Regions from separate parts of the Homo sapiens genome. Here region 1 is linked to region 2. Evidence: read pairs that join two places in POLR2A ChIA-PET (ENCODE). Cell type or tissue: A673. All regions are shown on one strand. Each heading gives the region's core, and the rest is flanking DNA. Links, peaks and the distances in the headings are about the cores only.

Region 1 (15,593 bases), core at 3,961-8,960, 1.3 Mb after region 2:
GTGTCATTTTGAACTTTCTGCTTCATACCAGCTAATTCTAAGTGGCCATTTCTCTCCTCAGAACTGACAATCTGCTTTTTCCAGAAGAGGCAGTTTTGGAGATTTCATCTTTTAAATTAACTCTCAGAAATACAAAGACAAAATGGAGGAAAGTAGACACTGAGGTGTTGAGATGGTGACCCAAGGCAAAGTTTGCCCAATGAGGGACAGTGGCACTACAAGACCACAAACTCTTCAGTCCTCAGAGTCAGTTTTGTTAATGGATTTGTGAGAATTTTCTCTACTAACTAGTGCTCTTTTAGACAATGTTCTTGATGATATAGAGCAAGACAAAGTCAGGCCAGATAAACGCAATTTCACCAAAAACTTTTAAGAAAACAATCCCAATCAGAGCATAGACTTCCACAGGTGATATCTAGTTTTCTCAAGAGACAATAAAGCTTAGTACTTAGTGACCTCAGTCAAATCAGAGCAGAGGCCCAGCATGGGACTCACCCCTCTGGGCCAGCAGCCTCCAGTAGAAGAGATGCAAGAGGCCTCAAAAGACACTAAGAGAAGTGATCTGACCCAGAGCCCTGGTCTATGCCATCGTTAGGGGAAGTCACAGCTGAATTTTGTTAGGTCCTCCAAATTATGAAAAGTCCCCTTCTCAGACAAAGAAGCTTTAATAATAATTGAGTTGTATTGACTTACTACAGTGAGAAAAACTACATAGACAATTCGCAAATGATTTTTTCATTAGGGAAAGTGAACATGGTTTTCGATTACTGGTGTGCCCGGCTCAAAACTTGTTAAGCAGGATATCAGAAGGAAAAGGAATCTTCAAATTGGTTGATATCTTGAGTTCAGAATCAAGGTGAGTGAGTTGAGGTTCTGAGAGAAGGAAATGTCATGCTATGGAGACATTCTGCAGTTGTATTTGTAGAGCTGATAAGAAAGGTAGTATTCCGTTTTCAAATGTTAGAACAAACCTCACCTCTGTCTCTCAATGCACAACCCTTCTTTCGTGATTCACATAGTGGTTCTCTGTTGTAAGACATTGAGGCAGAGGCTGTATGTTTCACAGACATTCTCATTCTCATGCAATGCCCAAGAAAGCGCAGGCCACAACAGGCAGAACAGATGGGTTGGCGGGACTCACTGACCAGGCCCTCTCTGCAATGACAGAGACTGTGCCTAGCAATGCCTGATGAACGAATCACACCTGGCCTTTTCCCTTGCATCTGTCTGTTCCCTGGGAGTTCCCTTCCCCAGATGCTTATTGCACTGGGAAAGTGGTGAAGATGATGCTTGGGCTCCTGTCGCTCCCACCTGCCCCATGTACAGGTGATGTGGCACCTCCCAGCTGTTGACACACATGCTCCCTGCCTTTTTCTCAGCTTCAATTTCCACCAGCCACAGTGAAATTTCCCCCAACTGCTACCGATTCTCACAAAGGAAGACACACAATTGCTTCAGTAAAGTAATTACTGAATTTTACAGTCAGGACAGCCATTTTTCAACACAGGTGCATTTAATGGCTTAGAGCCACATGCTCTGAAAATGAACCATACTGTCCCTTTTGATCTGAAATTAGCCAACTGTGCTTCAAGAAAAGGCCAATAAGATTCTTCTCTGCTAATTACTAGAATGTTATGACTTCGTTCCGGGATATCAGAAACATTGGCTAGTGGGCATGAGAAAAAGAAGGCAGGATAGTAGATTATAAATACGAGCCAGTTGTAGGGATGATCTCAAAGAGGTATATTCAAATCCAGTCCACTGAGCCCAAAGGGTGTGATACGGTCACAGTAGTCATTGGTATTCATCAAGGGAAACCATATCATGAATGTAGACCCAGCAAAGGGGATCCAAGGGACAAGTGGAACCTGGAATATCCTCAGCACCTTGCACGGAACCTGGCTAACAGTAGGCAGGCCATAAATTCTGTGCAATAAGGGCAGGCAAGTAGATCCCAAGCCCCTGGGGAAAGGCTTGGCAAGTTCTAGGTAGAGGATTGAGGATTCAGTGGAGGGACCTGGGGGTTCAGGGCTGGTATTAACCCCCAGGGATTAAGGTGTGACTGAGCCTCCAGGTAGAAGGCATCATTGGTTACAGATTATATGGTCTAAAGAAGGCAAGAATTGACATCTTAGTGTTACCACCCTTCCTTAAAGTAACCAACTTAAAATGTAAGAGAGATGTCACTATTCCAGCGCAAGGCTCTTGTTCGTTTTCAGTTTTGCCATCCCAAGCTTATTTGCAAGAACTTTCCTACCATTAGATACCCTATGAAGTGTCCACATCTCATCGTTGCACCCACAGTTGTTTTAGGGATTGTAGATGCTCTCATGGGCGACTGAATGGGAACAGAGCAAAGGCTGTGGCAGTTGGGCGCTACTTTGTCTGAGCAGTGCATATGGTACCTATCTCAGTAAAGTTTCCTCCACGGCCTGCAGCAGGGCCTCTGGGGATGAGCCCTGTGGACTGGCACTGGCAGGTTCTAGCCCAGATAAGTCCTGTGCCGTCGGAAGGCAGGACCTCCTCTTCCATAGGCTCCTGCACACTCAAGACATACAGCCCAAATCAACAGCTCTTTCACAAAAATCAGAGTTCTTTCTTCTGGGATAACTTTCTCCAGGACAGCTGAGGCTCTGGGGCTTCTGCAGGCATTATTTTCACTGCCTGCCCTCACCTTCTCCTGCCACTCTTGATTCTCATCGCCAGGTCTATGCCGCCCCCACCAAGCCTTCTGTTCTCCCTCACTTTCACAACAGATCCTGATGCTCATTGAACCTAGAGTTCCAATCCTCTGTCACCAAGAGTATGGCCTTACTTCTTTGAAGGCAGAGAATAGTTCATCTCCCAGTGTCCTCTAGAAGGAAGAAGACACATTTCATTCCATCTATAACACAGCAAATGAAGAAGAATCCACAGGGGCACATTAAAATTGCCTGATATTTTCATGAAAAGACACTGTCTTGCTTAAACATGTTCTCCTGGCTTAATTCTCCATGAAGTGTGGCCCTTGCCTTCAGAGTTTATAATCTAGCTGAGAAGATGGCAACAGAAGATGTCATAAGACTATGTTGAATCAATGGCTGAGGGCTGTGTCTGATGCACAGGTGTATCATGTTTAATCATCCTGGGGAAAGGAGGCATAATGATGGTCATTTTCCTGGAAGAGGTAGAAAATGAGCTAAATGAGAGGTAGAAAATAAGCTTTGAAGTTAGGAACAAACATTTTGGCTAGCAGAAAGAGAGAGGGTGAGGAAAATTAAGATGAATTGAAGAGTCTGGCTAGTAAGAGAGAGAAAAGAGAGCTTTGCCTTGTTAGAGGGGAGCTAAGGTTGGTGAAATCACAGTGTGCTGGTTGTTTAAGGAGGAAATTACAGAGGACTTAGAAACCAGGAACGGAAGCTTAGACCTGGTGTGAAGCAAATGTGTAGGCGGTCAGGTGTTGAGATCTGTAGGGAAGGGCTGCAGTTGGGAAGAGGGCATCAGGGCTGCTGCTGCAGTCGTCCCAACATAAGGGCTTAGACAGAGCCTAAGAGGGTCTTGAATGAACAGGTTGATGAAATGCCATGTTGCTGATCTGGAAGTATTTGTTCTGCAGAGCAGCATTCTTAAGCCTGTAATGTCAGTGGGTTAATTTTCAGGCAAACTCTTATTCAGAAGCTCATTTTTCATAAAGCAGAGAGAGCCTTGTTTTGACGCAGGTGAAAGGGGCAGAGGTCAACTCCCAGGCCCACTCTCCCTGACCTCCATCTACGATGTGGCCCTCAGCATCTCCCAAAGGTATCCTCTGGGCTCCTTGACCCCGGAGTACTGGAGGTTAACACTTTGTTAAAACATTCTATTCAGTTGGTTAAACAAAGGAATACTAAAAGAATGGCTACTAATGACCACTCATGATGACATTAACTGGATCTTTTGAGAACAGGAGGGACTCTGGGAGAGAAAGGATAAGAGAAAAAGAAATGAATAACTCGCTGCAGGCACATTCCTGCAAGCATTAAGCTGGCTGATTAACATGGAAATTACAGACACAGAAAACTGCAAAACACATGCAAGAAAAGTGTGAAGATGAATAAACAAGGAAAGAACTGGAATAAAAGTGTGGAGTGGACGTGAACAGCATCACTCAGCCCTGATCAATAAAGCAACATTCTTAAGACTTTGGGACCAACCTCTCTAGCCTTCCTCCTATTTATTCCTCAGACCATAGCAAAAGGGAGAAGTTTTAAATGCACACTTCATTATGTCATTTCCAGGTTTAAAACCCTTCAAATGTTGTCTATGGTTTTTCAAGATGAAGTCCAAACCCACAAGGAGGCTGCATGCTCACCAAGCCTTCTGCAACTGAACGAGCGCCTGAATAATCTACTCGGCTCTGGACAACCTCTTCAAACTCATCTCTTCCCATCTCATCTCTCAATCTTCTTTCTCTCTCTCTCTCTCACACGCGCGCGCACACACACACACACACACACACACTTTATTTATTTATTTATTTTTGAGACAGGGTCTTGCTCAGTTGCCCAGGCTGGAGTGCAGTGGTGTAATCATGGCTCACTGTAGCCTTGACCTCGTGAGCTCAAGTGATGCTCCAGCCTTGGCCTCCTGAGTAGCTAGGACTACAGCCACACACCACCATGCCCAGCTTTAGAGATATATATATATACATAGTATTTTTTTGTAGAGACAGGGTTTCACCATGTTGCCCAGGCCAGTCTTGAACTCCTGGGCTCAGGTGATCCTCCTACACTTGGCCTCCCAAAGTGCTGGATTACAGGTATGAGCCACCATGCCCAGCTCACACTTTATTTCTTTTCTGGGCCACACCGGCTGTGCTTCAGGCCCGCTGTGGCTTTCTCTCCATTTCTCTCTATTTCAGGGCCTTTACCTGTGACAAACATTCCATGTGAAGCTTCTCTACCCTTTCTTCCTCCAGCTGATTCCTACTTATCTTTTCAGTCTCCTTGTATGAGGTTATTCTTGCATTGCTATAAGGAAATACCTTATAGAAAAGAGATTTAATGGACTCCCAGTCCTGAAGGCTGTACAGGCAGTGAGGTGCTGGCATCTGCTCAGCTTCTGAGGAGGCTTCAAGGAGCTTCCAATCATAGTGGAAGACAAAGTGGGGAGCCAAGTTATCACATGGGGAGAGCGAGAGCAAGAGAGAGAGTGGGGAGGTGCCACACACTTTCAAACAACCAGATCTCAGAGAACTCACTCACTACTGTGAGGACAGCACCAAGCCATGAGGGATCTGTCCCCTGTGACCCAAATTCCTCCCAGCAGGCCCCGCCTCCAACATTGAAGATCACATTTCAACAGGAGATTGGAGCAGAGACAAATATCCAAACCATATCACTCAATTCCATTGTGTCAGCCTCGGGGAGACCTCTGAACATGAAATCTCATACTACTCTTTGTGACTTTTGCCAGATTTGTAAATGCTTCTGTCTTTTCTCTCCACCAAGTTAAAATTCCGTAGGTGCAAGGATCACCTTCCGGTGCAGTGTATGGTACATGGGAAGCACTGGATGGATATTGGAAGGAATGAAGGCCGAGACGGATGGAGAACGAGGGGGAAGAAGAGAGAGCAGTGCTTCAGAGGAGCCCCTGTCACAGTGGGGCTGTCATCATCCTAAGAGGAGTGAGAGAACCACTGGTTACTTTATGTAATGGACAGGTATTTCATGAGTAGGGGATGAAGAAAACTTTGTCAGTAAAGTAAAGGTAACTTTGGAATGTTATTGACATAGCAGCTGGGATTAATTTTTGTTGCATGTAACAGAAAACCTAAGCGATGGTGGCATAAACCACAAGATTTAATCAGGGTGGTTCCTCAACGTCTTCAAGGACCACATGCCCCCAGGTTGCCACTCTGCCATCGCTAAGGTACTGTCCTCATCCTCCTGGTCCCAGCAGCACATTCTCATATGGGACTGGATAGAAGGAGAATATGGCTCACCCACTCCATCTTAAGGTGCTGCCCCAAAGTCATATGTAATACACATTTATAGCTCATTAGTCACAGCTGAGCATCACGGCTATACTGAGCTTAAAGAAAAGCTGGGAAATGCAGGGTGTAGACAGGCACATAATAAAATTAGTCCTGTTACTAAGAAGTAAGGGAGAGCATGGGTGAGATGGTCTGTCAGTGGTATTAGGCCACAGTCTCTTCTTGTGCCAATAACCTTGTCACGTTTTTTTTGCAAGTCTACCATAAAGACATAATTCTAGAGTCTTAAAATTGACGTCAGTCTCAATTGCAATGCAACAAGATACAAAACAAAGCACAAAAAAAAATGAAAAGAGCACAATAAACAACAGAATGGTGAAGAAAAACCTGACATGCAGAACCATACAAAAATAGGAAATGTTTTCCTTCAAAACTTACACTCACCCACAAACACACCTCCTTCAAATTTAGTAGCATTGAACAAAAACAGAGTTGTGCTTTGCTGGGGCTTCACAGTCAATATGTAGCATGCCTGCCAGCATTCCAAAGAGGAGCAGGGGTTTGATAAATGGCATTGCATGGTCAACTCAAAACCTCATCATCAACTGGGAATTCAAAATACTGCTATGCTGGCAAGAAATCCTTACTGAAGTATGGCCTGGGAGGAAAAGAATGCAGGTCATGCAGGGGTCCAAGTGGTTTTCTTTGCTTCCTGCTACTCCGCTCTGATGCTGCCCTGGCAGCTGGACTGATTGAGTTCTATCATACATTAATGGGAATGGATGACAGAGTGTCACCAACTCGAGTGTCATATGTGCAGTGTGGCTGGGTCCAGAGGTCTGGGAGATGAAGTATGATGTGCCCATCTGTCACCCGAGGCAAAGATGTTCTCCAACCTGAGACTGTGCAAGGCACCTAGGTCTCCACCTGATGTTAGACAGCCTGTTCCTTTATTTAAAAGAAAAATAACTAGGGCTGGGTGCCAGGGCAGAGGCATTGGCTCCCCACCGCCCTCAGCAGGAAAGCTCATTAGCTTAATCTTCAAGCACTCGCAATTGAAAGCAAGGCAACAAGACAGCTCCAGAGAGAACAGCTAAAGCCCTGGCTCACCTCCTTCAGCTCTGAGGGATTCAGGGAAGCAGGGCAGAGGACCACACCCTAGCTCTTTGAGGAGCTTCTCACTCTGGCCTCTATTCAGATTCCTCCCTTAGGACTTAATGCACATGGCTCACCCCATGAGCCCTTCTCTGCTTGCTGGATCACAGACCTCTCTCTCCTCCTCTGAACTCTGAGCAAGGGTTCTGTGCTGGTTGTTATCTGGTTAAAACATCCTGCCTTGCACGGTTTTAACCCACTTATGCTTAGCGTTCCATTATTGGAACGCTAAGCTTGTGGGAGTTATTTATGTCATACTGCTCAAGGTCATCACCAAGGTCTGATTTTTCACACACACAAAAAAAGTGCACCCTCCAGCATAAATGGGTTAACAAGTAGATGTGCATATTCCAGCTGTATTATTTGAACTTAACCATTGTTATAGTTCTTTATAAACCCCACAGAACTAGCATCTATTTGATGGATGATAGATGGTTGCTTCAGAAAGTTGCTTGGGAGGCTGAATGAACCAATATAAATATTCTATACCTGTCTTCTGTAATCCGAGCCCACAGGAAGCCCTCTGAAGCTGCACCTCCAGCATGCCAGATGAACATTTGCTCTCAGCAGCAGATGGGGTCACATGGGCAAGCTTGGATTCAGAGGGGCCATGGCCCCACTGAGGCACCTACCACTGGCTTGAGACCGGCCTAGTGTAGGATTTTATCTGAGATAAAGAACCCTCAACGCTGAATATAAGTTGGTTACTATCATATTCTTGAGATTTCTTTAGCACTGTAGAACCTGCCTCATCAATGATTGACCCTGGATTAATTTAGCCAGTAAAGTTTAAACAGAATCTGATGCTATCCTGATGCTGGAACGACCCGAGAGTTTATCTGAAGATCAGAACGGCCTCCTGCTCAGCTGCTGCATCAGAGCATGTAAACTCAACGCGGGGTCTTCTGGCCTATATTCTTGGTAAGAACTCTGGCCACTTTTTTTTTTTTTTTTTTTTGCATGACTCTCAGTAGACTTAGCTCTCATTATCTGCATAAGAAGATTCCATAGCAAGTCTTTAGGGCTAAATTTGGGGAGAAATTAGGGGAAGGGGTAGCTGCCATCATAGTGTACTGAAAAATGTTGGCATGAAAAATTTAGTAGCCTTGGAAGATTCAGTGGAATGCTTCTTTGCTGTGGGTGTATACAGCTTGTTAGCCCAAGTTCTGTCTGAACCCAGATGGCCAGGTTGAAATGAAACATGAGATTGGCAAGAGCTCTTCTTCCGTTTGGTGCAACTGTATTGCTATGTATACAGGGAGATTTATGGCTTCCTCTGATGGGCCAACATGTTTACACCTTTCCAAAAGAAGATTCTTTAGAGACAGCCAACAGAGAGTGCTTTAATGATGGCACACACGACAGTGGGCTTCTGAAACCTCCACTGCCCCGGCCCCTGAGGCCTGTCAGCTCTGCAGTTGGCTGGTGTGGCTCTGCTCCCACAGACGGGATTGGGCAGAGAGGCGGTGGGAGTGGGAGGAAGCACGGAGATCTGCTACCTGGAGCTTCCCCAGCTGTCAGCAGATGAAGTGGCCTGATGCAGCGTAGGGCCATGGGGACTGGTTGGAACCATGCAGTGGCCAGGCTCGAATTGCAAAGCTGAAGTTTCTCTGCTGTCTTCTTCTTTTTATTTCATCCTTAACAGTGGGGCCAGTTTTCTGTGTCTAAATACACACATGCTAACTGGGGAGCAGGGACAGGGGGAAGAGAGGACTTTGCATATTCAAAATAATGACAATAAAATGCACCGCAATGTATTTAACCAAAGGAAATCATTGAGATGCTCAAAGACCGTCATATGGTGGAGGGAGAATTCTGTTTTTCCCTAGAAGTCAGTAAACGCACTGATTTGGAGAGAGGATAAAGATTTCTTCATAAAATAAAAAACAGACTCTCCAAAAGGGAAGTTTTACTGGATGAAATCAACAGCACTGTGAGGCGGTGAGTTCCGTGACTGCCTGGCAAGCCTTCTAAGGAGGCCAAGTTATCCTTTCCACGGGCCCTGCAGCCAGGACTCTTGCACTAAGTAGAACATTGAGGTCAAAATGCAATGCAGGCTCAATGACTCCACAGGCGTCTGCGAGTAGAAAGTGAGTGAGACACAGGCCTCATCAACATGGAGCCTGGTGCCTTGCTATAGCACTTGGAGCACAGCCCGTGAGTTCAGCATTGTGGTTACCAGTGCAGACTCAGTAATGCAGCAGGAACCGCCCGCGTTTGTAGAGTACATCCCCTGTGCCACTCACATCATCCCCTGTGCCACTCACATCCCCTGTGCCACTCAGCACTTAGGATGCACTGCGTCATAGGCTCCTGACACTGTGGCTCATACTTAACATCTATTAAGGTTACAGAATAGCAGGCAGAGGACCTGGGATTTGATTCAGGTTGTATGACCCCAAAACACGCTCTAATCACTTTCCTAGACAGCCCATTAGAAGCATCCTTTAACCACAGACTGAACGATCTTTTCCAAGGTCCTATGTTCTGTAACTTACCCGGCAGAGAAGCAGCCAGAAGCTGCCTTCTTACATGAGACTAAGTGCAGCTATTTAATGAAGATGACTTGGGCGTCTAGCGTAGGTTAGCAGGTACCTAGTCTATGAAGACACGGAAGATAGTGGTTTCTCTCACGGGAGCTCAGACGGCAGAAACTACAAATGGCCCCGTTACAGGCCGGGCATGGACCAGGGGTCATTTGTAGTCTGATTCAATCTTCATATCGCACCCACTGTGTAGCTCTTACCATCCATTTTGATGTAAAGATGCTGAGTCTCCAAACATTGAACTAAATGTTGTAGGATTATGACTAAAGAATGGAGCAGAGATTTGCATCTAGGCTCTAGCTAGGACCCGTGTTTCAGCTCGCAGCTCACCTCACAAGCACGTGTATGTCAAGAGCAAAAGAAGATTCCATTGCAGAAGGATTTGGGGAAATTCGAAAAGTCCTGAGTGTAGAAACACCCCTCATTATTTTACAGCAGACCTGGTGCTGATGGGTGAACATGTCACTTGTGAGCTATAACCCAGGGTCATCACCGCTGTCCGTGAGGCTGACTTTGCAGCAGCTGGATGGAGCCAGAAGCAATGAAGTTTCCTGCTTGTCCCCAGCTGACAACGGGGGCACCAGCCTTTTAGTCTCCCCTTCCCAGAGAAGCAGTCTTGGCCAGTGCCTTGGAAACAGGAAGCTCCCCACTCCATGACTGCCCATAGAGCCTGCACAGATGGAGGAGTTTCCTCATCCTTCTGAATGATCTCACAGCCAATTGGCTTGACTCTGCCTAAAAAGCCAAACGTGTATTTTCTGGGAATCACTATAATGTGTTCTCTGCTGAGTATCGCCGGGGAACTATGATAAGAAGGTGTCTGCCACTTTCAGTGATTACATCCCACAGGGTGGAGTCCGAGTCAGCCTCATCATAATCGCTGATATTTGCTCCCCAAGTTGTAGTCTACAAGGAGCTTTAGCAGGTCTTGCCCGAGCAGATTTCCCAACATCCTAGGAAGTTGGATGGACAGCTATCATCTCACTTTATGGTTGAGGCAATGTTGTGGTAAAGTTTGCAAGTGACTTCCTTAGTTAGTTAAAGACACAGCAAGGGTTTGTATCCCATTTTGATGATGTAAGAGGCCTTTTCATACATTGTCACACCAAATACCAGGTAATCATGCCTTGTGCTGAATAAACAACAACAACAAAATATCGGGGTTTCCACTGCCTTCCTTTCTGTTGCATCTGAGTTTCTGGAACTTTATGCTATTGTGTTTGAGCATCCCCTTAGTTAGGGTTATGAAGATGAATTCCACAGGAGAGGAGGCACAAAGGAAGCCCAGCTGTGTGCCTGAACCCCTGGGAGTCCTTCCTTGCGTGTCCTCCCGTGTTGATTGGTGTGGAGAGCAGCATGCCTCTGGCACAGTGCAGTGCATCAATTTTCCTGGCCACGCTGTAGCCTGCACTCACGCCTGCCACAAGCTTAGCTATTCACGGATTCCTCCGTGTCTCATGGCCGTCCTTGCTGATGGACTGCGAACATGGTGTACTGTCCTCTCTGCTTGGCCATAGCAGCTAGCCACAAGGGGATGACTTATCTGTACTAAACCAAGATGGAAAGGGATGGATTCAGAGAAGCTTCTATCCCCTAAGAGAGCATGCCTGAAGGACAGGCATGTTCTGAAAGATAAGAGAGCACCAGCCGGTCAGAACGGAAGATGTTCTGTGGCTGGGGCACAGATTGCAGGGGCGATGGCAGGATGGGGTTGGCCATATGAGTAGGGCCTGGTCTGCTGTGGGAAGGAGCTTGGAATCTGAAGAGGCATGGACAGTTGGTGAACACTGTCAATACGACTTATATAGTGAATACAAGGAAACATAAGAAGGAGTCCTCCTGTCCTCATCTGTAAAATGGAGCTGATATTGGTGGCACCCCATCAGGCTGCCATGGTGACTCAGGGAGGTGGTGAGATAGTTGCACAGAGCAGCTGGGATGTCCCCACATGTGGTGATGCCTCATCCACGGGAGTTCAGTGGAGGCACACTGTGAGCTGGATCCTGTTTTATTTACTCCTCCCAACTGTGTGCAGAAGTTCTTTTATAATAGCTCCACTTCGCAAATGAAAAAAAAATGATGATCAAACAGCTAAGGACAGTTGACTTTGTCAGCATTACACGTGTATACATCTGTCTACAATTAAAGTATTAGCTCCATAAGAAAAAAAAGGGCCACGTTTTCCCTGTCAGCCTCTTCCCTAACACCCACACCCCCACAGTGATTAGGACCTAGAAATCACATCATTTCTTTCATCAACCAAAATATAATGAATAAAAATAAAATAGCAGGGACAATGAACATACTAATGATTTTTTATTGTTTCAGGCTTGGTGCTTGGCACAAGAAATACAAAATGTAATGTTTGTGCTGGGCTCGGTGGCTCACACCTGTAATATCAGCACTTTGGGAGGCTGAGGCAGGTGGATCACTTGAGCTCAGGAGTTCAAGACCAGCCTGGGCAACTTCGTGAAACTCCGCCTCTACTAAAAATAAAAAATAAAAAAACTTAGCCAGGCACGTTGGCACACATCTGTGGTCACAGCTACCCAGAAGGGTGAGGTGGGAGGATCACTTGAACCCAGGCGGTGGAGGTCGCAGTGAGTCCAGATCATGTCACTGCACTCCAGCCTGGGTGAGAGAGTGAGACCCTGTCTCAAAAATAAATAAATAAATAAATAAAAACAATGTTAAGGACATCAAAATCTAGTAATTAAAAGTGATTTATAATTGTAATCCCTGCTCTGGGGTTGAGGGTTACATATTTTTTAGCCTTTCCTCAATTTTATATCTGTCTGTCACAAATTAATGACTAATATCACACCCAGCACAAAGTAAGCCTAAATTTTGGTTTCCATTTTTTCCTTTTGCATTTGAGAAGATATTGAAACAAAAACAATAACTAACCATAATAGTTTCATTTCATCTTATAAATCACTTGCAAATGTTTTCTTTGCAGAAACACTACTTGTTTATATACTGAAACATACTAGAGATGGTCTTATTCAATCTATTCAGCTACTGAGTAGAATTTCAGGGCAGCAAAATGCACTGATTCTATTGGGTGTAAGGATAAATAAAAACCTTTTTTTTTCTGTCCTTCTCTGTCTTTCTAAGGCAACAAATAAATCTGTTTCAGAGCTGATTTTATCCTAAGTTCTTTCTAGCGCCCTTCCCTTTGCAGAAATGTTGTATTAGTCAATGGAACCTGACATTTATATTCATCACTATTCTTTTATGAACAACTCCATGTGTTTTGCTTGCATTTCTCTAAGTTTCTACCCTTAGCTGAGCGGGTCCATATATCAAGAGTAATGTCAACCAGCACGACATCCAACAATCACACTCTGACTCCAAGACTTTTGTAAACAGTCCGTTTTTAAATAAAACCTAAGTTTTAAGGTGAAAGGTTTACTTATAATTTACATGCTATTATCTTAAAAATATAGCTTCAACTTTTAGCAAAAATTAATTGCTTTGTAAATCCTGATTTTCAGAAGCTGTGACATCTCTTCTAGTGTGATGACTGGCCTCTTCCATGATAGAATGGAGAATTTTGTAAGAAGTATGTTTGATTCTCAAGTGGGAAACCTTTGAGTACACGCAGGTCATATCACAGAACAAAGAAACAAATTTAGGCAATTCCAAATTTAGGCGGTGACACTTTCCTACATAGAACTCTTTGTTTAAATATTATTTATGCATCAAGGATTAGCTCATTTCAAGATAAAGTCACTGTTTTCCTCTCCCTTTGGGACTAATAAAATAAAACCTTATTAAATAAAAAGTAATTGACAAATAATTCCTGAGAGCATCAGAGCCACCAACTTGTTTTCCAAAACAGAAAAAACAGTGCTTACATTATTTTATTCTTGTGATGCTATCTTAACTTTGGGGGGGGGAAGGTTAAATTATTCTGAAAGCTATGAACCATCTACATATTTATTCTTTTTAAAGGTTCTGTGGTGTGTTAGCATCTGTATTGCCAGAAAACAAAATTTTCTTCAAAGTTATTCTTGGGCAGGCCTGGGACTCAACCCATATGTCTCACAGTTAGTTGCAGCACAAGGCTTTAATTTATGAGGCTTGTTCCAAACTCGTCTGCAGTGTTACTTGGTTCGGTGAATGTGTTGCGCCACCTATTGGTGGGCCCTCAGAAGTTCACTTTTCATTATTAGACGATAACATGTTTTAAGCATTTCATAAAAATCATGTTTTTTGAGGGTCTTCAAGATTTCAGAGTATCAGGGTGAAGATGAACAAAATATTACTTTCATTAAATTATTTTCTCTACAGTAACTGAAAAGGCATTATTTTTCCACGTAAGTCCTTAGACCGGATGAATTAGTAGAGAGAGACAAAGAAGTATTTTTTCATCCGCCCTAGACTTCTCTTAAAATACCTTTGCTGGCTTTTCTTCTGAGCCGTCTCTTAGGGAGATCAAATACACGTCTGTGCATCGGCTCGTAAAGAAGGAGAAGAACACCATGATGGCCTAAGAAAAAAATAATCACATAAAAGAGTGAGAATCAGGCTCGACTATTTTCTTTCACCATTTGTGGAGATACATACAATTTGAAGACTCAAAATCCCTTGTGGATAGAAGCCGAGGGAGAATTTCACAGTACATAATTTTCAAACAACAAATATCTTTCAGAAAACACCTATACCTTATTATAGCCTTCCTAAAACCACCCTGGCCTTGCTCTCTTACAGACTGCTTTTTCCTCCCCGAAATACTAAATAACTGAAAGCATCAAACTGCAGAAAAGGTTGAAGTTTTGTGCTTTTCATGAAGATTAGGGGAAAATCAACGCAAGCAAAAATGCTATTTCCAGTGATGTTGAGTACCTTGATTCATATCTTCCTTTGTGTCTTTAGAAGAAAAATATCACAGGTGTATACATATGTCCCAACTCATCAAATGTATATATTAAATATGTGCAATTTGTTGTTTTTCAATTATACATCAATAAAGCTTTTAAAAAAATCTGGAATTGGATAAGACAGAGAAAGTACTTTTAGCATTTTCTGTTAATACATCTCCCCAAATAATCACCATTTTCTTCCTTTTTTAATCCTTAGTATAACAAAGGGCAGTTGGGCAGCTATTGATGGGGAAACTCAGCAGTCAACTGGCTTGTAAATTAGAATCTGTGGTTGTAAAAACGGATTTGTATATCACGGGGAGTGGGGAGTGTGTCTGCCTTGTAAATTTAATTAAACAGCAGGTGCAAAAATCAGGTCGTATGGCTTTGATGTGCCCCGTGCGAGGATGACAACTAGACAATGATTCTAATATGAAGAAATTTGCATACATTTGCATTGGATAGCAGAGAGCACTGAGCTCTCACCACTTTCATATTTTATTTCTAGGAAGTTGAATAAGATTTGAACGAGCACTTTCTATTTAGGCATTGCAGAAAAATACAAGCAAGGTTTTAGCAGGAACACAGAAGACCATGTGGACTGAAGCTAAGCTTTCCTGACACACACTTCGAAACACAACCACCCTTGCTGAAAAATACAGAATGCCTAGAAATGGAAAAAAAAAATAGAGAGCAAGGAAGGAAGAAAAAAATGTATTGTATTTCTGGGTTTTAAATCTTTCACAGAGAGTGTAACGTTGATTAAGATCTTCCTTCCTGGGGCTCTATCCTGGGGTGTCACACCATTCTCTGTTTCCACAGTCAGCACTATACATTCAGAAATGATAAAGATTGGAAAAAAGACTTTTCCCATACAGCAAATTGCATTTGATATAAATAGTTTTTTTTTAAATAATGTATTTTCCTGACTTATGGGATAGGCCATATTTTTGATAACAGCAAACTGGAGTTTAGTATAAACATCATTCTTCTGCTCCTTGCGATTTCTTGCTCAGGTATTAGAACACAGTAAATAAACAGTCACTACGAGAACCCAGCATTATTTTTAAGGTG
Region 2 (15,593 bases), core at 6,330-11,329:
GGTTCTGTGGCTTCATTGTCATCTTCATCATCGTGGCAGGGCCTGCTTGGGCCCGTATCTGCCACCTGCCTGGTCTAGGCCAGGCACGACGTGGGTGCTGAGGCGTCTCCTCTCCACCTCCTGGGCTTGGCCGCTGTGGCTGGTGTCTGGGCCCCTTGTCCCAACCTCCAGCCTGCAGTGCCCACTCCCACGTGAAAGACTGGCTCGTACATTTCCCCATTCAGCTGATGGTGAGTGCTGCGCTATTTTAAGCCCACATGGAAGTACTTTTTTTTTTTTTTTATAAGGACCATCTGCTACCGGCCCCAGCCCAGATGATACAGTTAGAGCCTACCCACAGCATCCTCCCCGCCTTCAGACAGTTCCAGGAACAGGGGTGAGTCACGCCCAGCTGAACTCCCGTCTAGCTCACCCGAGAGCTGGACCGGGCGCCAGCAGAGGGGGCTGCGCACGCTCCGTGGAGCAGGTGCACTCTGCCACCTCCGAGAGATGGGAAGGGGACCCTCACCCTCTGTCCCAGCTGTGCCCTGCTCCCTGTGAGGGACCAAGGCCTGGGTCACAAGTTCAATAGCAGATGCTGCTTCTTGTCACAGCAGCTTGTCCCACAGCAGGCCACACAGAAGCCACCCTGTTCTGGCTGCCCCTGGAAGCACCTTGGGTCTGCCTTGGTGCAGAGAGGGTGGGTCCCCCTTGCTGGGCTGCTTGGGATGGTGTCCTGGGTGGACATGCAGCTTGGGCCACTGGGAAGATGCGATTAAACACTGACCACCCCATTTTCTTTCTGGGTGAAGCATCAGGGCCCAGGCAAGCCTCCTCCACTGTGCTCACTCCCCCTCTCTCCTCTGACCCCTTCTCTCCTCTTCCCATCTCAGCACCTAGCGGCACGCTGTGAGCAGAGGTCGTCGGGGCAGAGACCCCAGTCAGACTTTGAATCTGGGCTCTGCCCCTCATAGGTGGATAGGTGGTGGAACCCAGGGCCAGGCCTATTTAATCCTGAGCCTCCCTTTGCACATCCGTAAAATGGGGATAGTCTTAGCTGCCTCCTAGGGTATGTGAACAGGAGTGGGATGATGCATGGAAGGATCCAGCATGCCACCTGGCTGATACTTTCTCCTCACTAGGGATTCTGAAGGGCCCGCCCTTGGCATTGGCTGAAACGCGGTGGGAGTATTGAAAACGCTGGACCTGTAACTCCACAGAGAAGCGCCTCCCCACCTCAACACCAGCACTGTTCTCAATGTGTGGTGGCCTCTCCCTGCCTGAGAGCTGGTCATTTTGGCTTCAGGGAGCCGGGTGAGGCAATGCACGGCCAGCAGGTCATTTGACCTCAACAGCGCAGGCTCTGCCGGCTGCGATTCCATCACCCCTGGACTAGCAGAACCACTGCCTTTGCAGGAGTCTCAAAGGCCTGGGCTTTTGGGGGTGCTTCTCCGCCACTCCTGACTGCTTCTTTCCCTTCGGGGGCCGTGGCTGGTGCCTGCTGCGGGGTCATTGCGTGACGCGAGCACCGCAGCATCTCAGGTGCACGCGCCCTTCGATGGCCCTGAGGTGCCCGGGAGCAGGCGAGGGCCGAGTCTTAACAGCTCCACTTCCTGTCCCCGAGTCTATCTGCCACTGCTCTGTAGAGTCCTACAGTTTATCTGTGGTCAGTTTTCTTACCCATTTCCTGCCAGCTGCTACTGGTTTTTTAGTCAGCTCTGACAGCTACGGTAATTGGGAAAGGACGCAGGCTGCTGGGGCCGGGTGATTCACCAGCTCTGGCCAACAGGGACAAGGAGCACAGACGGAGGCACCCCGTCGGTCCCCCAGGGCCTGGTCCCCCAGGCTTCAATGAGTGAGACACAGAAAAGACCCAGGGGCACACTCATTGTGAACCGAAAGCTGATCTCTGTGCACGCGCGCGTGCATGTGACATAAGGGAATTTTTTTTTTTTGAATGTGCCAGAGCCAATATAAATGGTTTCATGTTTTGAGAAGTCAGAACATAACTCCAGGCTGAGTGAGGCCCCTCTCCCGGGGAGCCCCATGTTTTCTCTGAGGTGTAACTGCGGTGAGTTGTCTGTGCCTCAGATTAGGATACTGGAGTCACACTTAACATTTTATTTCATGGCATTTCCAAAAACGAAGGGAAAACCCCCATTGCAGCAAATGACTCCTCCAAATAGAAAACTTTGTGTCTGTTTTGTAAATGCTGTGGAAGGGAGTTTTGGAGCTGCCTCACTGTCAGTCATCGCCCAGCCAGGTGCCTTTGGTTGCTGAGTGTTGCACTCAGGGGTGGGCTGCTGGCTGCCGAGCAGTGCCCCTCAGAGGCGGGGGCAGGACCAGCCACACAGCCTCACCTGTCTGGGCCTCTGGAGCCAGCGCCTCCGAGTTTTACCTGACTCTCCGGGTGGCCCTGTTGCCTACTCTAGTGTGAGAAGCACCTCTCTAGACTTTACTGGAAGCTAATATTAATTTTATTGATAGCCGTGGGTTATGGAGCATGAAAATGATCCTCCAATGCAGAATGAAATGACCCACTTCACACAGATTTACTGCCTTCCTCCCAGGCACCAGGATCTGTGCTGGGCACAGCAAGGGACCACCTGGCCTCGGGAGCTAAGGGCTCTGTCTCCAGGGGTCCCAGTCTGGAGAAGGTGGGTAAAGCAAACAAGGAAGCCTCCTAATAAGAAGTTCCCTAATCAGACATGGACTTTGCTGCCAGGAGCACCCAGTGGGGCCAGCCTGGGGCCCAGGGAGGTAAGCAGAAGGGGCTCACTGTAGTAGTAGGTGAGACACAAACAGTTTCATCCATGGGTAGGAAATAGATGAGGGGGAGGGAGAGAGTTAGGAGATGGTCATGGAGATTGCGGGTGCTAAGAATGGCCTTGGTGGGTTTGGGGTCATCCCTGCTCTGACACTGTACAGCACAGTCAGCTTGAACCAGTCCCTGACCTCTCTAAGGATCAGTTTTCTCATCCATGCAATGGGTTTAATGATAGTTCCTTTTGTGATTGTTGTGATACTTCAATGAGAGAATAATGCAAAGTGCTTAGTGCAGCCCTCACTAAGCTCAGTAAGGAGGGTGACTGCATCTGAGGGCAGTGGGAGCCACTGAGGGGGTTTCAGCCGGTGAGTGACGGGAGCAGATTTTTTTTTCTTGAATAATTCCTGGAAATGCTTTGATCATTTAGGCCAGCAGAGGCTCTTGGTTGAGCATGAGACGCATGAACCATTAAGATTGCAGGATATAATCATGTGCAAATTTTAGACAATACCTGAAATCCTAAAATGCATTTCCTTTTTCCCATCGCCATAGTTTTGGATCCTAAAATCAACCAAAAGCAGAATCTGACCACTTTCCAAAGCAATGGTCCTTTAGATTGAGAACAAAATCGTGGAACAGCGCTTCATTTTTCCCGTCTCAAGAAGTCACAAGGCCCAGAATGCAAGAAAATCATGGCTTTTCGATGACCAGGCCTTGTTGGAATGGCTGAGAAGCTCCTCAGCCCCGACCAGGTGCAGTGACTGCATTCGGCTCTCACGGAGCAGGTCTGAGTGGAGCCAGGATTTGCTCTGTTCAAAGATAAAAACCACTGGAGAGGGAAGCAGCAGATCACAGGGAGCGATCTCAATCCTATAGGGGCCTGCTCCGGGGTGTTTTGCACGAGGCTCCATGTTAAATAAGCCTCCATTCGAGCGCAGCCTCAGGACGGCCATCCTTCATTCCTCTCAGTCACACACCTTCCACTTCAGGATGGCCATCCTTCATTCCTCCCAGTCATGCACCTTCCACTGCCTGGTTCTCTGAGCGCTTCCGTCTAGCGGGAGAGACGCCTTCGACCAATAATTGCACATAGGTCTGGATGATGCCCAGCCACAGTCACTCCTCTAAAAGCAAGGAACTTGCTTCTGCAGAGTCAAACGGAGCTCACGTGAGGTTCCTGGAGGCACTGAGGTTTCTTTCTAGTCTCCTGTTTTGCACAGACCTTTTTCTTACTGAGCAATTCACTATCTGCTGGCTTCGGAAGAGGTGGATTGGGTTTCAGGTGGGGGCACCAAGAAGCAGCCAGATGTCCAAATTTGGAGGCAACTCAGGCCACCCAAGTGCCTGCACAGGAAAATGTATGCAGCTGCCGTGCCACATCAAAGGCAGGTGGTCCAGGGTGATCCGGGTGCTATTCGTGGCACAGGCACCAAAGTACTGTCATCCGAAGCATCCTCTATCTCGGTTTCCTCATCTCTAAAATGGGGCTCCATCTAAGTTTTCTGGTTCTGCAAAAACTCCTGAGCAAACCACTTCACTAGCCAGGAACCTGGTATGCCTGCCATGCCTGGGGCAGGCAGGGCTTTCCAATTTCCTCCCCAAGGTTTTCTGAGAATTCATCTGACAGTGTCTGTAAATGTCCCTCCATTCTCTTTCATAGAGGAAATGCTCACATTAGAAGAAAGTCTCTTATGACCAGCACTCCCCACTTTCAAGGTAGAATTTTTCTTGGCTCCCACAGCCCTGGGCTGGCTTCTGCACAGCCTCCCAGGGTCTTTTCCTAACCCACAAGTTGGATTCTGCCACTGGTCTTGCCTAATTCCCACTAAGAGCCCCTACGGGAAGACACCAGGGCTCTTTCCATCACCTGCCTCCCCTTGCCCTTCTGAAGGGCATGTGGCAGCAGCACAGAGCAGCTTCAGGCTCCCCAGTGGGGCTGGGCTCTTCCCAAGTCTCAGAGCCTCCCTTTGCATGCCCTTTCCTCTGATTGGCTCTGCAAACTCCTCTTCATCCTTCAGAACCCAGCTCTGTGATCAGCCTCTCTGGGAGGCCTTCCTCAACCTCCTTGTTCCCCTGATGACGGATTCCCTTCATCCACAGGCTCAGAGTCAGGGTCATGGGGAACCCTGAGGCCTGTTCCTGGTCATCCTGTAGGCCAGCCAGAGTGCCTCTCTCACTTTTGGGGAGCAGAGGCACATCCTCCTTGGTCCCACTTCATGGCCAGACTCCTGTCCATTGACCTCCCCAGCAAAGAAGCCTGGAATTCCTGTTTCAGAAAACCCTGCATGAGGCAGGCTGACTGCAGGGAGGGCTGCCACAGAGCTTGGCGATGGTAGAGACACCATTTCAGGCTGAAAGTGGAGTGGAGCTGATGAGAAGGGTCTCTGGGAAGGAGGGCTCAGCACAGCCCAACTGAAGGCAATTGCGAGGGTCCCCGCTTGTGTGTACAGCAGCCAGGGTTGTTCCACGGTGGGTAGGAGGGTATGGGGAGGGGACAGTGGTCCTGGAGGCCCCAGGGAAGGGTGGGAAGCCAGCTGTCTCAAGGATCCTCCTGCCCTTGCTGCCACCTTCAGGAGGGAGCAGTGGCCGTGAGAAAGGAAATAGAGACAGGGAGGGAGAGCCTGGCAGCCTGTCCTATTCCTGCCCCAGGCGACTGGCTTGTGACATGCAGATAGCTCCCTGGGTCTGGTTTTTCCTGTTACTGAAATTGCTGCTGCATGAAATTCTCTGGGCTAGGTCAGAAGTGGCAGCTGGGGAGTGTGCCCATGTGTGTAAAATGTCTCAGCTTAAAGAAACAGGAAATTCAGGACCAACTCGAACTCTGCGGCCCACGCCTTGTTTCCTAGAAAGGAAGGGGTCCATAACACGGGAGGCTGGGGCCCCGGGGTGAGGACAGGGATGACACAGGAGGCTGGGGTCCCCCAGTGGGGCCAGGGATGATATGGGGGGCTGGGGCCCTGCAGCGAGGACGGGGATGACACGGGAGGCTGGGGTGTCCCACTGGGGTTGGGGATGAGACAGGAGGCTGGATCCCTAGTGGGGTTGGGGATGACACAGGAGGCTGGGATCCCCCAGTGTGGTTGGGGATGACATGGGAGGCTGGGACCCCCCAAGTGGGGTCGGGGCTTTGGCCCAGAGAGGAATGGGCTTCTGGCCTCTGTCCTTGCCTGGGTCCAGGGCAGTCTCCTGACCCACTGGGTCTCTTTTCCTCTCTGCTCTAATAGAATGCCGCCAAGAGCTCGTGCCTGCTGGCCTGGGAGGGTCTGGTTAGAGGAGGATGAAGCTCTGCTTGGAGAAGCTCTGGATGCTGGGTGCTGCCTGGTCTGGACTTTGTCCTGAGCAATCTTGGGGAAATGGTCCGAGTGAAGTGCAGGGCAACTCCTGGAGGGAAGACAGGTGACAGCGAGATAAGAAGGGGCAGCGGTAGCCTCGGGGTCTGGATCTGGGAGGTTCCTGGGACTGGGCAGTGGGGCAGCCATTTTCTTCATAGTCAAGTAAACCGAAGCCTTGAGAAGCCGAGTGCATGGCCCACGGTCCCAGGCTCTTTGCTGCTTGACACCTGCACCAGAATATAGGTCCCTGCACGTGGCCACCTTTCCAGTAGGTGGTTCGAGATGTCCCCACTCTGAATTCCAGGGCTGGGCACTTGGCCAGCTCCCACATCCTCCTCTCCCTTAGGGAGAAGTGCAGCGGTCTTGGGGCCACTCCACACTGGGGCGTCTGGGCTGGAAGTCACCCCAGGAAGCACCTGTGGGCCTGGCTAATCAGGGCCCGATGAAGGACACAGACTTCTAACCCCCAAGGCCCTCAGAATAACTGGGTCTGGCTTCCTGGGTCCAGCTGAACAGCTCTTGAGCTGGGGCTGTTTGGGAGATCTCTGTTTCTGTCTGCGTCTCCTAGTCTGTTCAAAGGAGCAGTGGTTTGGGTGTCCCACCAAGAAGCCGCTTTCCCACACGGGAAAGGAAGAGGTCTGGGGCAAGCAGATGGGCCTGGGTCGCTCCACTTGGCATAGGCCCATCCCTGGAGCTCTTGGGCCCAGAGAGACCTGCCTCCACCCCATCTCAGCCAGGATGTCCTGCAGAGCTCAGACCCCCGGGAGGCCCCCGTGACCTTTGACGGGAGGGAGCACCCAGGCAGATCGTGGGGAGCCCGGAACAGCTCACATGGCACAAACTCCCCCTGCACTGATTCCCCTCAGCTTGTTCCACTTTCAAAAATAGCTAATGAGGAAATTAATTTTGTCACCCAGATGTATTCAGTAAAAACATGTCAGGGAAAGACAATTAACCTCTGTGCTGATAAATCCTTCCCAAATTAATGAAGTTAACATTTGTAGATATTGAGAGATTCATTTGGGGAAAGAGGCCCTAAATTACAGCTTCCTCCAGGCTAAGAAGGGGAGGTTGAGGGTAGAAAGAAAGGAGAGAGATAGAAAGACATGGAGCAGGAGAGCAAAGACAGAAATGCACACACCTACAGGGAGCATAGTGAGGCCAGGACAGGGAGAGAGGAGAGAGGGTGGGGGCTGGCAGAGAGACACAGAGAGAAGGAGACTGAGGGAGAAGGAGCTGGGCTCAGTGGGAGCCTGGCTGGGGCCCTCCCGAGCATTTTCCATTGGTCCAGGCATTCACTTGCAGTTGACTTGCAGAAGACTCAACAACTTCAACCAGAGAAAGAAAAGAGCTGAGGTATTTTTAAGATGTAAAATTTTCGGTCCCCCCTTGGCCTGATGTCTCTCTGCCTAAGGTCTCTGGATTCCTTTCTCCCTGGGAGCCCAGGCCCTGGGAGCTGACTTGCCAGCAGAAGGGGCTGGCTGGCTGGATTGGATCTTTCTGAAAATGTTCAGCCTGGGGTCCTGTGTTTCCCTGAGAGCAGCTGAGTCCTGGCATCAGCAAGTTTAGCCTGCCACCCATGCAGGAGCCCCCTTCACTTTCTCCCCTTTCACCAAGAGCAGTCACGCCCCTGAGGCAGTATCTTACAAGAGGTGAGTCTCTGCCTGAGTTGGACCCTTTGATCCTAGGTTAAGACTGGCTTGAAAAGACAGGAAAGCTTAGGCCACGTGGACAGACAGGTCAGGGGGTGTTGGCAAGCTGACAGTGATGTGGCAGGGCCCAGGGTGGGAGGAAGGGACAGCCCAGCCCAGACTCGTGCTCTCCCAACCCTCTGCAGCCTCAGCCCCATCTGAGGAGCCCCAGCTTAGAAAGCAAGTCCTACTCTGCTCCTGGAACGGAGATGAAAAAGACAGCTTCCCAGGAGACCTCCAGTTTTGGCGATGTCAGGTTGAATGGCTGAGGGGCCTTGTGACCTCCTGAGTTCCCATCACGTCCAAGACCGGCAGGAGTCGCCTGCAGAACTTCACTGCCGTACTTCTCTCCAGAGGGTGTGATGTAGCCATCAGACCCTAGCCAAAGGGGCTGCTTTGCTCTTGTCTGTTTAAAAATTATGCTTTTAATAATCTCTCCCAAGAGTGTGACAGGCAAACAGGCCTGGAAGCAGTGATGATTTCAAATCCTGCCAAATGACCGATTCTGGGAAGTAGGGGTCAGGATGTGTGGGGGCTGGTGTTGCTGTGTGGAGCCTACCAGGAGGCCAAGAGGCCAAGAGGAGATGGGAGAAGGACCCTGAGACACATGGGCTGTGCTTCTTTCAGGAAAACCCAGGGTTGATGACAATGATCAGCAAACACGAGGGGAGGGAGGGGAAGCCTGGTGCCCAGGGCCCCAAGACATAGCTGGAGTCTGGCCTGGGCCCCATTTGGGAAAACTCAGAGGGTTGGAGGAGGTGTCTGGGGAAGAGTCAAGGGTGGGAGATGACTGAAGTCGGGGAGGCCCTGCCTGGAAAGGAGAAAGCTGCCTGCTTTGTTTCTACACTTGAAAAAATGCCAGCCAAGTTAGCCTCACAAACACTGTGGGCACAGACGGAAGAAAACAAGATATTAGGTATCTGGAGCTGGATTTTTCCGATGACCGGGTGCTTACTAATCTAATCTTCCCAGGCAGAGTGACGAGCTTGCAGATTGCAGAGAGTGATAGATGTTACCTATCTTGAGTTCAGTTGGGCCGTTGCTCTTCGCTGCGTGACAAACCTCCCCCACCCCCAAACCAGGAGCTAAAGGGAACATTAGTCCTGTTCTCTGGATGACAAGGCGGAGGACCTGGGCCTCCACGGGCCATCACATATAGCAGGGGCTCAGAGTGATGTCTTGGGGGCCCAGGCCTGTGTGATGGTGTCATGATCTCCAGGAATGGAGAACAGATGATGTGTGATGTTTTGCAGAGGACATCCAATGTGGGTGGGAAGGGGTCTGCCCAGGGAGGAAGGATCTGGACTCACGGGGCTGAGGTGAGGGGGGTCAAGTGCCCTGCAGGGCCAGAGGCACTGGCCGGAGGGGCTTGCCCAGGTCCTGGCTGGTTTGGGCCTGTTCGTCTCATACCTTCCCCAGGCCTGGCACTGGGCTAGGATGTGGATCTTATTCTGTCTCTCCGAGGCAGCAGTGGGGCGGGTACTGCTGGGTGAGCCCAAGCCCGGGGCTGCCGCCGACTTCAACACTGAGCTCTCAGCCTCCCACGTGCCTCCCGCCCCCTGGGCCGCTTCCCCCAGAGATGAGTAAAGGACTGAAAAATTAGAACCAGGAGGGAAGTTTGGGGGAAGGTGAGGCTGCAGGCTGGTGGTGAAGTCTGCAAGCACAGGAGGATTACGGCTTTTTACACGAAGGGTGTTGGGTGGGTGGTTCTCTCTCCTCTGCTCTGGACAGAACACAGGAAGCTGGCTTGGATGGCAGCACCGAGCCTTCGAGCTGGGGTAGGGAAGAGATCTTGCCAGCAAGGGGCAGATATGCAAATGAGTTACTAGTAAACCTCCGTGTGTGGAAGTCTCAGAGATGGGCTGGTGATGCCTGGTAGCCGTGACCACCTGCAGCAGAGTTCCAGGATTTCTGCAGGGACCACTGTGGGAGCCCCCCGGGCTGCGTGAGAATCCCCACCAGTCACTGAGTCAGTCCAAACCTTGGTGTCCCTATCTGTGTATTGACACAAACGTTTCTGCTCATGAGACTGCTGTGAGGATTGGAGAGATACTGTGTGTTTTCAGATCGAAAGTACCACACACGTGCGACCCTCAATGCACACACGTGCACACGCATGGACCCTGGCAGATGCGCTGGGTCCAGATGAATCATGGAATGTGCTGGGGTGTGCTCTGCTCCCCTCCTCAGCCCCCTTCCTCTCCCTGGACTTTCTCGAGTCAGAGCAGAGATCCTCTGGGGCTGAGTTCAGTTGCATGGAGCCAGGGGAGCCACAAGGGCCTGGCGCTCTACGCCTCCCTCCTGGGCTTTCTCCCCCAGGCCTGGGAGCGGAGGAGACATGGAAGCAGCTGGGTGGATCCAGCCAGAGGTGAGAGTATAACCAGCAAAGCAGCATTTGCAGGCTGAGATCTCCTCCCCCTGCTGCAACTTACTGGGAGCGGGGCCTGTTGCACAACCAGGCCTGCCTGGACGTTCACCAGGAGCTTACCCAGAGGGTGGCTGGGGGCCCAGGACCTTTCTGGCTGCAGTGGCTCCAGGCCTGGGCCACCCCTCACCCGCTCAGCCTGGACCTAGGCCCTGCTGGCTTGGCCCCATCTCGGGACTGGCCTGGGCTGGGGTGGGGCTGTCCTCTGGCTCCTGTCTTTGCTGACCCTGCAGGCCAGCCCTTGCAGCTGTAAGGGGTTAATTAACAGTCACGCCGGGCAGAAGGGTGGTAACCAAAGGGGAAAAAGTGGGGAAGTGACAAAAGTTGAAGAAATCTCACAGGGCCCTCACAGCTGGGGGCTCTAGTTCCTGATTCTCTTGCTGAGACGGTGCCTGACGGCAGCCCTTGGCCTCTGCCTCCCCTTCCACCCCCGCCAGTGAGGGTGCAGGTTCCCCTCCCGACACATCCCCCCAAGCACCCCTGACTCAGCTCCTTCCACAGCCTGCAGATCCCGCAGCGGGTGGCTGTGGGGCTGGGAGTCTGGTCAGGGGTCAATTGCATTTCCTCGCTGGTCTGCCCTGGATGCTTCCTACTCAGAGGCCGAACATCTGAGTCTCAGGGAGGTCAAGTGACCAGCGGTGTGCCTGAGCTCATGGCCAGTGGTGTGGCTGGGATCCAACCCCCGCCTGCAGTGGGGCTATGCCGCCGAGTTCCTTACTCCTGAACTCTGCAGAGGGGTCTGGGGAATGGGCGAGAGGGTCCACAGCCAGGAAGGCTGTCATGCACGCAGTGGAGCTTTAGTGCGCCCTGTCCTGTCCGGGGTGGGAACCGGTGAAGGACTTAACCTGACAAGGGACAGAAGTGCCTCCCCACGAGAACTCGTCCCTTTGAGCAGCCACTCATGGACCCAACAGGATAGGAAGCACCTGCAGCCCTCTCTGCAGGGAAGAAGCCCTGACTCTGGGGAAGAAGGCCTCCCTTGGGTCTTCTCTTGGGTCCTCTTGCTGAGATTTGGACCCAGGGCTCATGCCCATTAGCCTGGGAGTGTCTCTCCTGGTCCTCCTGCGTGTCCTGTCCTGACAGAGCGGACATGCATTTCTCCAGTGTGACCACATCGGGGCTGAGTTTAAAAAGCCAAGTCCCATTTCTAGCTGGTAGTGTTGAGAAGGAAGCCACATGGGGTGGTGAGGAGGTGGGTGGAAGAGGGGGGCCTGGCTCCTGTGGGAGGACTGCTGTCCCACTGTCCACCTCCCCTCCAGGTCAGCCCTGGGTCTCCCTCCTCATCCTCCTGAGCATTCTCTCCATGAATAAGGGAGGTGATTCCAAGAGGCCCGTAGCGGGTCCTGGGGCAGAGGCTTCGAGTTTAATTTTATCGTGAATACATTTGGTATCGTAATGAGAAAGCACAGTAATAATGATGATGGTAACAAAGTCATTCATTCAACATCGACTGCATGCCACAGCACACCCTAAGCTTGGACGCTCTGATATAATCCTTCCCACAAATTTAACATCCCTAGTACTGATGAAGACGTTGGGATACAGAGAAACGTGCTGAGTTTCCACGGCTGGAGAAAGGCAGAGCTGGATTTAAACCTGGGGCCTGGAGCCCCATGCTCGCCCTTTCTCTATGTGGCTCCTTAAACCTGTAGGTGATCGGCTCCATCCTTCAAGACCACACTTGGGGTTTGTCAAGGGTAAAGTAGGTTTATCATCTTAAAGCTCTGCTTTGTGCTAAGGCTAGAAAAAAACCCGATTGCTCACCTCAGAGCTTACAGGTGAAGAAATCACCATTTGCCTATTCACGCGGGGCCAGGGAGATGGTGGAGACACCCACAGTTGAGGGGCTGTGAAAAGAGAGGCTAACTCTAGCTCAGTAAGTTTTTAGCCAAGTGACCTTGGGCAAAGTCCCTAATCTCCCAGAGCTCCAGTTTCTTCACCTGTAAAATAGGTGTGATAATAGCTTCTGGCAGGATTTATGAGTTTACATGGCTGCCACAGCATGGTACCCTGAACTGAGTGACGTCAACGACAGAAACGTATTGTTCTGCAGACCCAGAGTCCAAGATCAAGGTGCAGGCAGGGTCGGTTCCTTTTGGTCCTGGGAGGGAGACTGTTCCAGGTCTGCCCCAGCTCCTGGTGTTTTGCTGGCTGTCTCTTCCTGATTTCTGCCCATGTGGCTGTGCTCCTGGGGGATAAGACAGAGTGTCACAAAGTGGCCTGTGCTAGGCCAAGATGTTGGCTCCGTTGAGACAGAACCATGTCCTGTGTGCTCAAGCACAATCTATATTCCAGACCTCTGGGGAAAGGTGGGGAAAGAGATGGGTGAATGCTCTGGTTTCTCTCTTTAGTTGACGCTAGGGTAAGGGCCATACCCTCTGTTTGGGCCAGATTGGGCTGCTGGGCTGGGAGTCAGCTCTAAGAGCCACAGTGTGGGCCTTTCCCAGATCCCTCGTGGAATGGGGTGAGCAAGCTGCTAAGCTGCTGAGCACAGTGCTGCCAGCTCTGCGCTCCACCAAGCTCATTTTTATCCATTTCATTTTTACTTGGCAAATAATAATTGTCTGTATTTATGGGGTGCAATGTGATGTTTTGATACATGTTTACATTGTGAAATGATTAAATCAAGCTAATTAACAAATCCATCACTTCACAAATTTATTTTTTATACAGAATGGGGACTATAATAAATAAAAGATGCATTGCATATTTCGCAATTGCTAAAGCATAGTAGATTTTAAATGCCAGCTTCACTCTCTGTAGTCCGGTATAGACGTGGCCCCCCCCCATGCCCTTTCAGTAACAAAAACATACACACACATGCATGGATATGGAGCTCTTTAGACACATGACCGGATACTTGAAGGGCTGCTACTCTTTGGGACAATGTTGGCTGTTTACTGAGCTGTGAGTGAAGATGCTTACAAGATGATCAATGTGCTGAAGAAATTCCACTTTGCACTGGGGTGTAGCAGGCCAGCCCAGCCAAGTGCAAAGAGCTGATATCGTATTGGGAGCATGCTATGGTAATTGTGTGTGTGGTGGTAGGGGGCCTACTAAAGTTAGATGGGTAGAGCCATGGTGATACTTCATTTACCACCTCTGTAATCTAAGAACAGAAGCTATCACATGTCTATGACATGTCAGACACTGCTAGCATGTTCTTACAAGGGAGGTTATTATTCTCATTTCCAGAGAAGCATCCAGTCCTCAGGACTAAGTACTCTTAATGTCTGTTGGTTTATCTGTTCTTTGAATAGATCTTTTGTCCATGCATGATTTTACATTGTCATGTTAACTACCGGTTTACTGAGTTATGAAGATCTTCCAAATGTTGACACATTTCATTGTTCAATATCCAGAAGCCGCCATAATTAATATCAGCATCAATCTCTGTGGAAAAGTCTTGGAGTGCTCTCAGTCAAGTACAAGCTTCCCAAAATTCTAATTTTCACTTGAAATCTTAGATATTGTTGTTGACAATAAACGCTGTCAGTTGTTTGCCTTGAATGAACAGGCCTACTTTGTTTATTTTCAAGAGGATGTCTGCCAAATACCTAAGTCTGAAGAAATATAGTTTGTCAGTTGTCAAATAAAAATGATGATGCATGAAAAAAGTGGCTAGTTTAGCTTGTAACTCACATAAGTGCTTTTCCTGTAGTCAACTTCTCACTTCAGAGCATAGTAGAAGGGTGTGTGTGTCCTTCCCATCTCCTCACACAGAATATTAAAAATATGTCATCAAGTATAGAGACATAATGAAATTAATGCTTTTTCCTGCTTCATCAAGTGCATTCTTCAGTGAAACTGATGTGTGTGGCAGGGGAGATTGCAGTGACTGTTAATATGGTTTGGTGCCACTGCCCGTTTCCTTGATTTGTGCAGTTTCCTGCACTGTTGCTTTTGTACCATGTGTGCAAATGTCGACACAGGGGAAAAGCAATATGCTCCCATTGCTCTCTCTCTCTCTTTTTCTCTCTCTCTCCTTTCCTCTATCTGTCTGTCTGTGCCTCTGTCTTTTTATTTTTAGCCCATTCTTTCTCATTCTTTCAGCCTACACCTCTCTCTGTCTCTCCATTCCTTTGTGTCTCTCACTTTCTTGAACTGTCTCCCTCTGTGTTTCTCTTTTCCTGATCGTTGCCCCGCGTCTCCTCTACCTCCTCCTCCTGCCCTCTCTCCCGGTGCCTGGATGTGTGTGGGACCCTGTGTGGGTGTGCAGATGGCACGCACCATGGCGGGTTGGGGGGGGGGGGGCACTGGTATAAAAGATCTCCCCTACAAATGCAGAGCAGTACACAGCCCTCCGTCCAGAGAAATCCTTTTCCTTTAGAAACTCACCAGCCCAGGACCCCCTAGCATTCAGGAGCCACCTGGCGGGTGCTGTGAGTGCCAAGGGCCCTTCCTTGCCTACTCCCAGCCATACTATTCTGCTGTGTGTCTTTGAGCCATGGAAGAGGGAGAAATACCATCTCGCTCCTTCTCATTTTGAAGCAGCTTGGGTTTGGTGTTTGTGTTGAACAAATTAGTCTAAAGAGATTCTAATGTTTTTTATCTCAGATGTGCTTGTTGTGTAAATATTTTCATCCAAATCATCAGAATTGTTACAGTTTGGTTTGGATGCAGTGGCTCATGCCTGTAATTCCAGCACTTTGGGAGGCCGAGGCAGGCAGATCACCTGAGGTCAGGAGTTTGAGACCAGCCTGGCCAACATGGTGAAACCCTGTCTCTACTAAAAATACAAAAATTAGCCAAGCGTGATGGTGGGCGCCTGTAATCCTAGCTACTCAGGAGGCTGAGGCAGGAGACTCGGTTGAGCCTGGGAGGCAGAGGTTGCAGTGAGCTGAAATTGTGCCATTGCACTTCAGCCTGGGCGACCAGGGTGAAACTCTATCTCAAAAAAAAGAAAAAAAAAAGAATTATTACAGTTTGTCTCAGAGATGTTTTGCAGGACAACCCGTGTAGATGGACACCTGCACCCTCCTGGCACCCTCTGAAAGAGCCCTGCCCCTCCCTCTGCCCTGTCCAATCTTCCTTCCCTTTTCCCACTTGCCCAACCCCAGTTGATGTCTGTTAAGATGCAGCCCTGGCTATTTTTGGAGGAAAGGCAAAGAACATTTATCAAACTCTTTACATGTGCCAGACATGGTCCCAGAGCTTTAGATACATTTTTTCATTGAGAGGTTATAGCACCCCTCCACACCAAGAGGTGTGGTATTATTTTATCTTTCCCATTTTACAGATGAGCAAACTGAGACTTGAGGAGTGGATAGTGACTTGTTGACCAGTGGCCTGGCTGCATGATCCAGGCACAGTTGGATCTAGGCCTGGCTGCATGACCGCAGGCACAGCTGTTGGAGGTTGAAGCAGCTGGCAGCAGACAGGCCAGAGGGTATTTGTGT

The links. ChIA-PET counts read pairs that join two places held together with the same protein. Peaks named below come from ENCODE experiments on the same cell type or tissue, not always from the same donor. Only the 100,000 strongest peaks of a DNase experiment are listed, where the experiment ranks them.
Region 1: POLR2A ChIA-PET joins it to region 2 with 7 read pairs; 1 of 35 experiments calls an interaction of 5 or more read pairs at or near these places.

What each region holds. Positions count from the first base shown.
Region 1 is chr2:7,201,341-7,216,933 of GRCh38, reverse strand. No RefSeq gene overlaps it. Among named protein-coding and RNA genes, the nearest start is that of GRASLND, 290 kb to the right of the region's middle. In A673, for the core only: no CTCF peak of the experiment used is centred there; a DNase peak (open chromatin) is centred at 7,003.
Region 2 is chr2:8,529,931-8,545,523 of GRCh38, reverse strand. No RefSeq gene overlaps it. Among named protein-coding and RNA genes, the nearest start is that of LINC01814, 46 kb to the left of the region's middle. RefSeq lists enhancers at 241-300, 271-565, 631-710, 1,071-1,130, 793-1,299 and 3 more, a silencer at 271-565 and cis regulatory regions at 7,656-9,848, 9,871-10,873. In A673, for the core only: no CTCF peak of the experiment used is centred there; no DNase peak of the experiment used is centred there; H3K27ac peaks cover 887 bases.